Regions from separate parts of the Homo sapiens genome. Here region 2 is linked to region 1. The links are chromatin contacts, found by Hi-C in ENCODE. All regions are on one chromosome and are shown on one strand. Each heading gives the region's core, a stretch centred on a gene start or an enhancer-like site at or near the end of the contact. The rest is flanking DNA. Distances are from core to core; before and after follow the strand shown. Region 1 has its middle 14 kb from the start of MS4A7. Region 2 holds the start of MS4A8 (membrane spanning 4-domains A8).

Evidence for each region. A loop is a pair of places that touch in the nucleus more often than their neighbours do. Pooled maps may share reads with other maps.
Region 2: a pooled map shows a loop between it and region 1 (2.5-fold over the local background). The contact joins the promoter of MS4A8 here to the enhancer-like site in region 1. A Hi-C loop is called at or near these places in 2 of 50 pooled maps.

Annotation. Positions count from the first base shown.
Region 1 is chr11:60,361,010-60,367,105 of GRCh38, forward strand. No RefSeq gene overlaps it. Among named protein-coding and RNA genes, the nearest start is that of MS4A7, 14 kb to the right of the region's middle. RefSeq lists enhancers at 2,707-2,786, 2,877-2,976. Within about 2 kb of position 2,627, at least 2 of the 41 ENCODE cell types and tissues checked have a DNase peak (open chromatin) inside an H3K27ac peak, as active enhancers do.
Region 2 is chr11:60,698,217-60,704,385 of GRCh38, forward strand. MS4A8 (membrane spanning 4-domains A8) reads left to right here and starts at 1,396. Exons shown (of 7, transcript NM_031457.2): 1 at 1,396-1,559; 2 at 2,644-2,863; 3 at 5,162-5,284. The coding sequence starts at 2,645. LOC105369321 (a long non-coding RNA gene) reads right to left here and starts at 5,713. Exons shown (of 6, transcript XR_001748240.2): 1 at 5,523-5,713; 2 at 4,779-4,838. RefSeq lists enhancers at 2,440-2,941, 2,942-3,441.

The DNA.
Region 1 (6,096 bases), core at 1,377-3,876:
AATGGAGGAGTGCAGGCTGATTAGTTTGTGAGTATGCAGAAAAGGCTAAAACAAAGACACCACTCAAAAGTGGGCATGACAATGTAAAAGGCCAATTATGGAAGTGTAGGTACATGTAAAACAGGGGAAGGGTGGTGAAGGGTGGGGACCAATCAGAGAAAAGCATGCCAAATGGGAAGAGAGGTTCTCCATCCAGCCTCAGATTTATCTGAGACTTGTAGCTTGGCTTTCAGGCTTTAAACTCTCTTTGGGTTAAAGGTGGTGTTCACCGGACTCCTGCCCCTGTCTGCCTACGATTGTCTACCTCCTGGCGCTGTCAGATGCATCAATCTCCCCAAGTACTTGCTTTAATTTATTTTTCAAAGTTCCTAGTCTTTGAACATATGTTTTTAGGAGAACTAAGGGACTAGGAATATAAATAATACCCCTTTCTTCTAGTCCCATATTTACAGTGACTTGCAAAATAAGATACAGCAAATGCTCAGGTGAAAAACCAAAATACCACTTTATTCCTGATATGCTGAAGGAAAAGCATTCCTTCAGTTCAAGGCCAAATGAAATTCAATTGATGTGTCCAACCAGTCACTGGCAGAGCTGGGTCACCCCAGGCCTCCCCCATAAGAGGAGGCACCTCCAAACCCTAGCAAGGGAAGGGAAGAACAGATGATAGTGGTTTCTAGCAGGCAGACTGTCTCCAAAACAAATGAAGAAACACAGATGGGCTGAGCCACACAAGCCCAAGCCCTCCTTCCAAACTCTGCAACTTTGTGCAGCATTCCTCCTTCCCTGAAGAGAACCAGGTTAAGGAGAGGAAAGAAACAGGTGTGTTTCTCTATAGGAAGTTCTGCTGGAAGGAAATGTGAGGCTGGAGACAGATGAAGTTCCCTCCTAACTGTGGCTACCTCTGGGGAAGGAGGGAGGGGGAGGAGGAGACAGGGAGAGCTTTGGGGCTACCTGCAGCATTTTATTTCTGTAGAGAGGAAAAAAGTGAATCTAAATAATCATGTAAAATGATAATATCACTTGAATCACTGGGGGAAATATGTAGATACCTGTTTTATTATTTTCTGCATTTTTATCTATGTGTATAAAGTTTTGGAATTAGCATATAAACATTATAAATTATTCTGAGTCATTTATCATCTCACCTTTCTATATATCTGATTCTTTCAGAAGGAATACAGAAAAGAAAAAGAAGAAAATATAAGTCTCCTATGAACCTCAAAGTTATTTTATTATTATTTAATGTACCATTTTTATACAGCTCTGAAATGTATAAAAGTCCCTGAGTGGCAAATATTTATAGTTGTTTTTCCTCATTTGACCTTCTTGCCTTCCTCCTTTTTTGTGTGTTTCACTGTAGCCCCCTCAGACAACAGTGAGTACTCTTTTCAGGACAAAATGTCAGGTGTGAGTCATAAAGTGCAAAGGAACTATACCCTCCAGAACGATGGGAAGGAAAACTTTCTGCCTAAGAGATACTTCATATTAACCAAGCAGTAGATTTCTTCTCAAACAAATGGAAAGCAATTGAAGAGAAACCTCATGAAAACATAGCACATTTTTGTTTCCCAACAGTTATAAACAACCCAGTTTTCCTTTCCCTTCTCACCCCATGTTCAGACACCATGAGTGTTTCCCAAACTTTGGAAACAAAGACCTAAGTTTCAGGTTCCTGCAATGACCTGTTGCTGACATTCTACTGCAGTCGTCAGAGTAAGTATGGTGGCAGAGTTGCAGCTGGCTTGGAAGATTTATTTTTATTTCTAAGGACAGAAGCAAAGGAAGCCCCCACGTTCACTCACTGAAAATAACAATTGGCCATCTGCATTTGTTTCTGCCGCAGCTTCAAAAGCCAAGGTAGAGAGCCTGCTGGTGCGGGCAAGTCTGGTCTTGGAGCTTAGGGCCACTTACAGATCCTGAAACTCAGGGTCAGCGTAGGCTCAGAAAGGTCACTGATATCCAACCCAGCAGACCAGACGTATGAGCACTCTGCCCAGAAGCCTATTTACTTCTTCAAACACACAAAAAAATATCTTGAGCAACTTCCTTAACTTTTTGGGGTCTTCCTCTCTCTTTTCAGAATGAAGATAGTTAAATGTAATAGTACCCCATGGTGACAGGATGAGAAAATATATATATCCAGCACTTAGAACAAAGCCTGACAATGTAATCTCATCAAGACTTAAGAGCTTCCTTTCCTTCCTCTTCCATCTTTCCCTGCCTCGCTTCCCTAGATGATAGAGCTAGATGATAGAGCTAGACTACCCTTCCATAGCCAGACACCAGAGCTAGATGATAGAGCTAGACCACCCTTCCATAGCCAGACACCCTCCTCACTTCCTCCCTCCAACACTTGCCCACAGGCACACCTAGAATCCTCAAGACCACTCAAGTGGCTTCCTGGTACCACTCTTGCTAGACCAAAGAAAATGGTAAGATGTGGAGGGAATTATGCACTCGATTCTTCATATCTTCGATAGTGTTAAATGGTCCATATGCTTTCTTATAGCTGGGGGCACATGCATTTACACAAACACATGCACACACACAAAACACCCTTACATAAGTGTGTGCTGGGGGAAAGCTATGCAACTCTGAGGCTCCAACCACTTTTTGTGTACTTTTCACAATTGCCCAGCAGATGGCAGCAAAGTGTCCTGAGGAACTACTTTTTCTGTATAATTCAGCCCTATGTGGCAGTGTAAAGCTAGAGGCTAAATTGTCCCTCTAGATATATAACAGAGCATAGACAGGAGAGGCATTCTGTTCAGTTTCATCTGTGGCCCGAAGACAAGAGATGACACAGAATTGTGCCAAGGGGCAGGACAGAAGGAGGAGTCAGCCCCCGGAGCAGGTAATTATTCAGGTAGAATTTAGATCTTTTTCGTTGTTGTTGCTCCTGAGAGCAGTATTCTGTTACCAATACTGTTTAGAATTGTTTAAAAATGGATGCTAAAAAGCATATGGCAGTTTGTTATTGTTGTAAAATTTTCTACAGACCATGCTTCTCCTCATTGTCTGCACCTGAAGAGACCACACCCACCACCCGTTCTTGTTTTGCCATAGAGATGACAATCGCTCCTAATTTACACAATAAAACCCCATTCACCCAAGTAGAAATTAAGAAAAAAGAGCCAAACATGGTTTTCTCAACCAGATTATAAAACATTAAAGATTGAGTAAAAGAGTAAGAAATTGAGTAAGACTGAAGGAAGAGGATTTCATTAGAAACAGAATGTCATTTGGAAACTGTACTGGAGAATTTCGTTAGAAGGACATTGTTGATGTTTTGTGTGGTTTCCTCCCTCCTGTCACTATAGGAGAAGGAAGGAGGAACCTCCCCCTCATCTCCAGCTCAGAGAGAGAGGCTGGAATGGGACCGCATGGGGATCATGTTGTAGATCCTCTGCAGTTTAGGGAAAATGAGAAACTTGAGTCCAACACACCAGGAGAAACCAAAGAATGCTAAGACCTGGACTGTCTACTCTATAGCCAGTGTTTTTATCTATTGCTATATAATAAATCACCCAAACGTAGAGGTTTAACACAGCACACCTGTTACCTCACAGGTCGGGACTCTGGGCATGACTTAACTGAGTTCTTTGCTTCAAGGTCTCACCAAGTTCCATTTAAGGTATTGGCAGGGATGAGGCCTCAAATGAGGTTTGACTAGAGAAGGATCCACTTCCAAGCTTACAATGTTATTGCTAGAATTCAGTTCCTTGCAGTTGTAGGATAAATGGTCTCATTTCTTGCCAGGTGTTGGCTCGAGGTCTTTGTAGGATATTGGCTAGAGACCACTCTCAATTCCTAAGGGCTGCTTATACTCTCTTACCATATCAAGACTGCAACATGACAAATTGGTTTCTCAAGGCCAACAATGGTGAGAATGAGACACCAGTAAGACAGAGTTTACAGTCTTCTGTGACATGATCATATAATCACATACCCAAAATCACATACATCCTGTCACCTTTGCAGGATTCTGGTTATTCAAAGCAAGTCACAGATCCTGCCTATATTTACAGGGAAATAACTACAAAAGGGCATGAAGACCAAGAGGCAGGAATCATCTAGCCACCCTAGAGTGGCTCTCATGGTGGCACAATTAAGCAAGAGGAGTAGATTGTGTGGGGGTGGTCTGCACTTCCACCTGTATGCTGTGTGAAAGAGATTCTACATGGATGGTCTTAGAGCTTGCTCTGAAAAGAAATCAGGAGGGAGCAAGGAGACCTTGAAGAGAATGAGGCTGGAGATTTTCTGATGGACATCCAGGGACAGGACATAGGATAATCGTCAGCTGCCAGCTAAGTCCATGAGGATACTGAGAGGAAGCCCAGCCAAGGAATCCCAGTGATGGAACCACAGATGCATTCAACATCCACCAGCCTGCATAGCACTGACATCGAGTTGGGAAACGGCCAATCGAGAGAGACTTTTTCTGTTCCTCTCTCCTCATTCCTGCCCCTGACTCTGTGAGGATCAGGAATCCCTCTTAGCAATCCTCAGGGTGAAGAGTTAGAGAAGAAATAGCACTGACCCCCACTTTACATGTCAGCTGCCCTGCCTAAAGCAGGCCAAACTGAGGAAAAGAAGAAATTTTAATATGAATGACAGTTGGATTTTGATTTTTGCATAAATCTATATTTTAATTACTAAAGTGACTGAGGAACTCTTCTATTAGCTGACAGTAGTAACATCTTAGATTTCAAACAAGCAGCAGGGGAGAGCTAGCCCTACTGAGGATCTTAGAAAGAACAGTTGTGGGGCCAGGCACGGTGGCTCATGCCTGTAATCCCAGCACTTTGGGAGGCCGTGGCGGACGAATCGCCTGAGTTCAGGAGTTCGTGATCAGCCTGGCCAACATGGTGAAACCCTGTCTTTACTAAAAATAAAAAAATTAGCTGGGCATGGTAGTAGGCGCGTGTAATCCCAGCTACTCAGAAGGCTGAGGCAGGAGAATCACCAGGCTGGTCTCAAACTCCTGACCTCAGGTGATCTACCCACCTCGGCCTCCCAAAGTGCTGGGATTATAAACATGAGCCACCTCACCCACCCTGAAACTGCTTTTTTGTGCTGAGTCAGTTCCTAGGTGGGGGCCACAAGATCAGATGAGCCAGTTTATTGATCTGGGTGGTGCCAGCTAATCCATCGGGGTCTGCAAAATATCTCAAGCACTGCTCTTAGGAGCAGTTTAGGAAGGGTCAGAATCTTGTAGCCTCCAGCTGCATGACTCCTAAACCATAATTTCTAATCTTGTGTCTAATGTTAGTCCTACAAAAGTAATCTAGTCCCCAGGCAAGAAAGAGGTCTGCTTTGGGAAAGGGCTGTTACTGTCTTTGTTTAAACTGTAAACTATAAACTAAGTTTCTCCCAAAGTTAGTTCAGCCTACTCCCAGGAATGAACAAGGACAGCTTGGAGGTTAGAAGCAAAATGGAGTCAGTTAAGTTAAATGTCTTTCACTGTCTCAGTCATAATTTTGCAAAGGCGGTTTCATATCGGATTCAGTGATGAAAAGATTTTATCTGAACACCACTTAAAGAGGAAGGCATTTTGTATCAATAAAATAATTTTTCAAAAAAAAATTTTTTTTTTTTTGAGACGGAGTCTCGCTGTGTCGCCCAAGCTGGAGTGTAGTGGCGCGGTCTCGGCTTACTGCAAGCTCCGCCTCCCGGGTTCAGGCCATTCTCCTGCCTCAGCCTCCAGAGTAGCTGGGACTAAAGGCACCCGCCACCGTGCCCGGCTAATTTTTTGTGTGTGTTTTTAGTAGAGACGGGGTTTCACCCATGTTAGCCAGGATGGAATTTTTTTAAATTTTAACCAACATTATTTTTAAAATTTTAACCAACGTTAATAATCTAAATACCCTGACTTGATCATTACACATTCTATGCATGTAACAAAATATTATATATACCCCATAAATATGTACAAAGATCATGTATCAATTAAAAAGAATCTCAAATCACATGTGTATTGGGTCAGATGTTGGTAAAATCTGAATCCCATTTTCTGACAAGATCTTACACTTGTGTTAAAGAACAAATTAAAGATCACTAGAGCTATAAATAGAATATAAATTGAAAAGCTGA
Region 2 (6,169 bases), core at 146-2,645, 340 kb after region 1:
TTTAAAATTAGACCCACATCTCATAGCATTCACAAAAAAATACATTTTACATGTATTAAGAATCAAAATGTAAAAAGTAAAACAATACAAGTATTAGAAGAAAACACAGCTAAATTCCTGTTTAATCTTAGTGTTAGGAAAGGCTTTCAAACAATGACTCAAATGCATAGGTAATAAAAGATAAGACTGATAAATTTTACTACAAAAATTTTTAAAATTTTTCTTGACAGAAAACCACCCTAAACAAAATCAAAAGACACTGTCAAAATTGGAGAATATACCAAAGACAAAGACCTAAAATCCCTAGTATGTAAAGAACTCTTTAAAAATTAAGGGACAAAGGTCCAGGAATCTGATAGAAAAAATGGGTAAAGAAGTAAAATTTGGGTTAGGCATGGTGGCTCACTCCTGTAATCCCTGCACTTTGGGAGGCCGAGGCAGGAGAATCATTTGAGGCCAGGAATTGAAGACCAGCCTGGGCAGCATAGTGAAATCCTGTCTCTACAAAAAATTTTAAGATTTAGCTGGCCACAGTAGTGCGTGCCTGCAGTCCCAGCTATTCAGGAGGCTGAGGCAGGTGGATTGCTTGAGCCTGGGAGTTTGAGGCTGCAGTGAACTATCACTGCACTCCAGCCTGAGCAAGACCCTGTCTCTAAAAAATACAAACAACAACAAAAAAGTGAAGTCTGACTCCAGCTACCTTTTCATCTTTTTTACATTCAATGTCCTTCACTGTGAGCCATTCCCAACATATCTCTACCTTCTCTTCCCCAAGACTTTTCCCTTTCCATACCCTCAACGGTGTTCTTTTTGTTTTGACCATCTTACAATGTTCTAGCCATCCCATCAACTTCATTTGTTCTTCATTGTTCACCTTCTTCAACGGTAAATCTGTCATGGACTATTACATGCAGCTGTTTTTGTACTGTGCAATTCACACGATGTATGTCATAGATATGTGGAATGCCCTCCCATGGATGGCTTCTGATTTTCTATTGGCTCTGACTTGGATGAAAATAGATCTAAGTTGATTACAAGTCTCATTTCACTCGCTGTGATTCTATCCCTTTCTGGACTGCAGTTTATTGATTTCATATGCCACCTTCTGTTTGAAGTCTTCCCTAATCTCTTCAAGTCCAACAAATCATTTTCTCCTCTGTTCTCCTGTGGGGACATTTATCTCTCTTCTGTGGTGTTTATTTCATCCTGTCTCATGTTACAGCTAAATACAGCACACCCTGGGTGCCCAGTTCATTTCTGTGTCTCCCAGAGCAACCAGCCCAACCCTTTCTTCTCCATGGAGATTATACCATAGACTCTTGTCAAATCAAACCATATTTAACTGGCTCATTAACCAAAACAGGAAATAAATACGAATGAAACTGAGCTCTAAGCAGCATGTAACCTGGCCTGCATCCAGGAAATAGAGGACTTCGGATCCTTCTAACCCTACCACCCAACTGGCCCCAGTACATTCATTCTCTCAGGAAAAAAAACAAGGTCCCCACAGCAAAGAAAAGGAATAGGATCAAGAGATACGTGGCTGCTGGCAGAGCAAGGTGAGTCTGCTTAATCTGGTGGTTGGTAACTGGGAGTTGGTGATAAGGTTTTTCTACCAAGTGAGACTTACGGCGAACCAGTGTGGATGAGGGATAGACAGAGTGTATTGTACTAGCTTTATTGAGTCTGCTCCAAGAGAAAGAAAGAGAAAGATAGGACATGGAGGGGGATGGGAGAAACAAAAAGAAAAAGAATTTTTAAAACCACATTAGAATGTATAAGTAGCCTAGAAAATTGAGCAGTGGAAGCCACCCAATGAACAGACACTGCCTTGGCAATGGGGCTTCCCTTGAGAAGGATAATCTCCATTTAACTAATATTGACATACCTGGGACCTTGGAGGATTCTTGTCCACTCTCTCACCCTGTTTCCTTTTCCAGAAAATGAGAGAATTGAACTCAATGTTGTCCAAGAGATTTTCTAGTTCTGAACTTTTGCTTTCAGCCAGTACTAACATATGCAAAGCAGCACTCTAAACACTATGAGAGGCCGGGTGCGGTGGTTCACATCTGTAATCCCAGCACTTTGGGAGGCCGAGGCAAGCGGATCGCCTGAGGTCAGGAGTTCGAGACCAGCCTGGCCAACAGGGGGAAACCCCATCTCTACTAAAAATACAAAAATTAGCTGGGTGTGGTGGCGGGGGCCTGTAATCCCAGATACTCAGGAGGCTGAGGCAGGAGAATTGCTTGAACCTGGGAGGCGGAGGTTGCAGTGAGCCAAGATCGTACCACTGCACTCCAGCCTGGGTGACAGAGCCAGACTCTGTCTCAAAAAAAAATTAAAAAATAAACACTATGAGAGACACAAAGATGGAAAAGATGGACCCCTTGCCCTCTGGTAGCCTTTAGCCTCTTTGAGTCTTAGTTTTCTCATCTGTAAAACTGGGCGGGTGAGAGGATGAAAGGAAATGTATTTGTAAAGCACCTCTTAAGTGCCCTATAACTGATATCTATTATTTGTAACATGGGATTCATAAACTTGTAGAGGGTTAAGATGCTCCAATGAGCTAGAAGAAGCAAAAGTCCTTTTTAAAGGACAAGTCCATATGTGAGGGAAAATTCTCTCGCATTTATTTCTTGGCAGCATGAATTCGATGACTTCAGCAGTTCCGGTGGCCAATTCTGTGTTGGTGGTGGCACCCCACAATGGTTATCCTGTGACCCCAGGAATTATGTCTCACGTGCCCCTGTATCCAAACAGCCAGCCGCAAGTCCACCTAGTTCCTGGGAACCCACCTAGTTTGGTGTCGAATGTGAATGGGCAGCCTGTGCAGAAAGCTCTGAAAGAAGGCAAAACCTTGGGGGTAAGTGAGATTTCCCTTTGCAGGCCACAGACTGCACAGCTGGAGTGATGGCAGGGGGAAGGGAAGGCCTGGGAAATACACAAACACTACATCCCGCAAGTGGGGCTGAGTTGATCGCGCCTTGCCAAGCACAGGTCTATTAGAAAGCTCAGCTGCACAACATCACAGGCGGCCTCTGCTCAGACCTTGTATTTTCTGATTTAGGCATTTTCGGAAAGAGAAAGAAAAGCAACAAAAAAGCAGCACGCTTGAAGGTTGATCCTGTTGCCAGGATCCACGCCCAGCCCTGTGGCCTCTGAAGAAAGGGGTCCCAGCAAGACCAAAATAGACCACAAGGTGGAGTCAGAATCCAATAAGATCGAATCAAATATTTGCCCAACAGGAAACAAAGCAGGTTAGGCAACCAACAACATAAATGGTCACCGCAACCCCTGAGAGGCTGTCCTGCGCTGGACAAAGAAAGGCCCATTTCACTGTGTAGCTGAATGATGGGCATGAATTTGGATGCAGACTGCCCGAGCTCCAACCCTAGCTCCACCCTCAGATAGTGCTCATGGGAACAAAAATTGATACAACCCTTAGGGAGGGAAATTTGTATCTGCCAAATTTACAAAATATCCAATAATTCCATTGCTGGAACTTCATCCTCCAGATATGCCTGTGCCCACAAAAACTGTGATATGTATGAGCTTATTCATTGCAGCGTGGTTTGTGATAACAAAAATATTGTAATATCCATCAATATAATACCGGTTAAGTCAGTATATTGGTTAAGTCAGTGTAATATACTGGTTAAGTCAGTGCATCCAAAGAATAAAATGTAGTGGAGCTATGAAAAGAACAAGAAAGCTCTTTGTGTAATGATAGGGACACACCCCAAGATATGGAGTTAATGGAAGAAAGTAAGGGGCAGACACTGTGTATAATTTGCTTACATTTATGTGAATTTAAGGAAGTAATATATTTGTATTTGCTACCACGTGTGTAATATACAAACATACACAGATGTTCTTTCATTTACAATGGGATTATGTCCCAGTGTACCCATCGTAAATTAAAAATATCATAAGTAAAAAATACATTTAATACATGTAGCCTACCAAACATCATAGCTTAGCCTCGCCTACCTTAAACAAGTTCAGAACACTTAGGTTAGCTTACAGCTGGGCAAAATCATCTAACACAAAGCCTATTTAATAGTGTTCTTGAATATCTAATGTAGTTTACTGAACACTGGACTGAAAATGAAAAGCAGAATGATTGTATGGGTACTCCAAATACGGTTTCTACTGAATTCATGTCACTTTCACACCATAATAAAGTTGAAAACTTTGTTTTTTTGAGACAGAGTCTCACTCTGTCACCCAGGCTGGAGCGCAGTGGCGCAGTCTTGGCTCACTGCAACCTCTGCCTCCTGGGTTTAAGCGATTCTCCCGCCTCAGCCTCCCAAGTAGCTGGGATTACAGGCACCCACCATCATGCCGAGCTAGTTTTTGTATTTTTGTAGAGACAGGGTTTCACCATGTTGGCCAGGCTGGTCTTGAACTCCTGACCTGTGATCCGCCCGTCTCAGCTTCCCAAAGTGCTGAGATTACAGGTGTGAGCCACTGTGCCTGGCCCACATGGCATTTTTTATAAGGACACCAATCATATTGGATTGGAGACCCACTCTACTCCAGTGTGACCTCATCTTGGCTGATTATATCTGCAACAACTCTGTTTTCAAATAGAGTCACATTCTGAGGCACTCAGCATTAGAATTTCAACACATGAATTTGGAGGAGGGTTGGGGGAGGGGAGCATAATTTAACACATAACAATATCCTAAAGAAATAAGAGATGAAGGCAAAGATTTACATAGAAGGATGTTTATCACAATGTTACATATAATAGAAAAAAGTAGAAATAATCTTACCTGTCCAATAACTCTGTCTCAACTACTCCACAGACCATCCATAATGGGATCTGAGCAGCCCTGAAAAAACATATGTTCCAAGAATACTTAATGCCATGAGGACACATTCATGATGAAATATTAAGTTAATAAAATTCAGGGGGCCATGTTGTGCTATCAAGGTATATATTTGAAAAGAATAATGGGAGAATACACCAAAATGTAAACAGTTGTTTTCTCCAGGCGGAGGGGAGATTACAGGTAGTTTTTATTTCATTTTTGTATTTCCCATATTACTTTTTAGACCATGAAAATAAAACATTTATTAAAATTAAAAGGAGGCTCATAGGGGAGGCAGGACCCAGCCTCAGAAACAAGACTTCAGCTTGTGGCTCTCCTGACAGGCCATCCAGATCATCATTGGCCTGGCTCACATCGGCCTCGGCTCCATCATGGCGACGGTTCTCGTAGGGGAATACCTGTCTATTTCATTCTACGGAGGCTTTCCCTTCTGGGGAGGCTTGTGGGTGAGTAACTCAAGTCCTCCTGCCGATGAGCTCCCAGAAGGTGCCAAGGCACTCAAGGCCACCTTGCCAAGTTGTGCAGCTGTGCCCTGCAGAAGGTTCCCAGCCACCCAAATGTGGGGGATAGGAAACCAGCCAGCCCTGGCCTCGTTCCGCAAGCATATTAGTTTGGTAGGGCCGGCCCAACAGAGTATAGCACCACAGGTTGGATGGCTTAAACAACAGAAATTTGTTATCTCACAGTTCTGGCGGCTGAAAGTCTGCGATGGAGATGTTAGCAGATGTTTTCCCCTAAGGTCTCTCTCCTTGGCTTGCAGAAGGTCGTCTTCTCCCTGAGCCTTTCCACGGCCTTCCTCCATGCCTGTGCCCTAGTCTCCTCTTCCTATGAGGACACCAGTCATTTTGGATTAGGGTCCCCCCTGATGACCTCATTTAACCTGAATGACGGTTTTAACAACCCTATCTCCAAACACAGTCAGATTCTGGAGCACTACAGATTAGGGCTTCAATCTACGAAATTTGGTGGGGGATAGAGGGTGTGGACACAATTCAGCCCATAATATCAAGCTACAACCCCGCAAGGTGACATCCCCTCAAAAGGGATGTATTTTCTTTTTACTTTTTTTTTTTTTTTTTTTTTTGAGATGGAGTCTCACTCTGTCGCCCAAGCTGGAGCGCAGTGGTGCAATCTCGGCTCACCGCAACCTCCCCCTCCCGGATTCAAGCAATTCTCCTGCCTCAGCCTCCCTAGTAGCTGGGATTACAGACGCGCACCACCACGCCCGGCTAATTTTTGTATTTTTAGTAGTGACAAGATTTCACCACGTTGGCCAGGCTGGTCTCAAACTCCTGACCTCAGGTGATCCACTTGCCTCAGCCTCCCAAAGT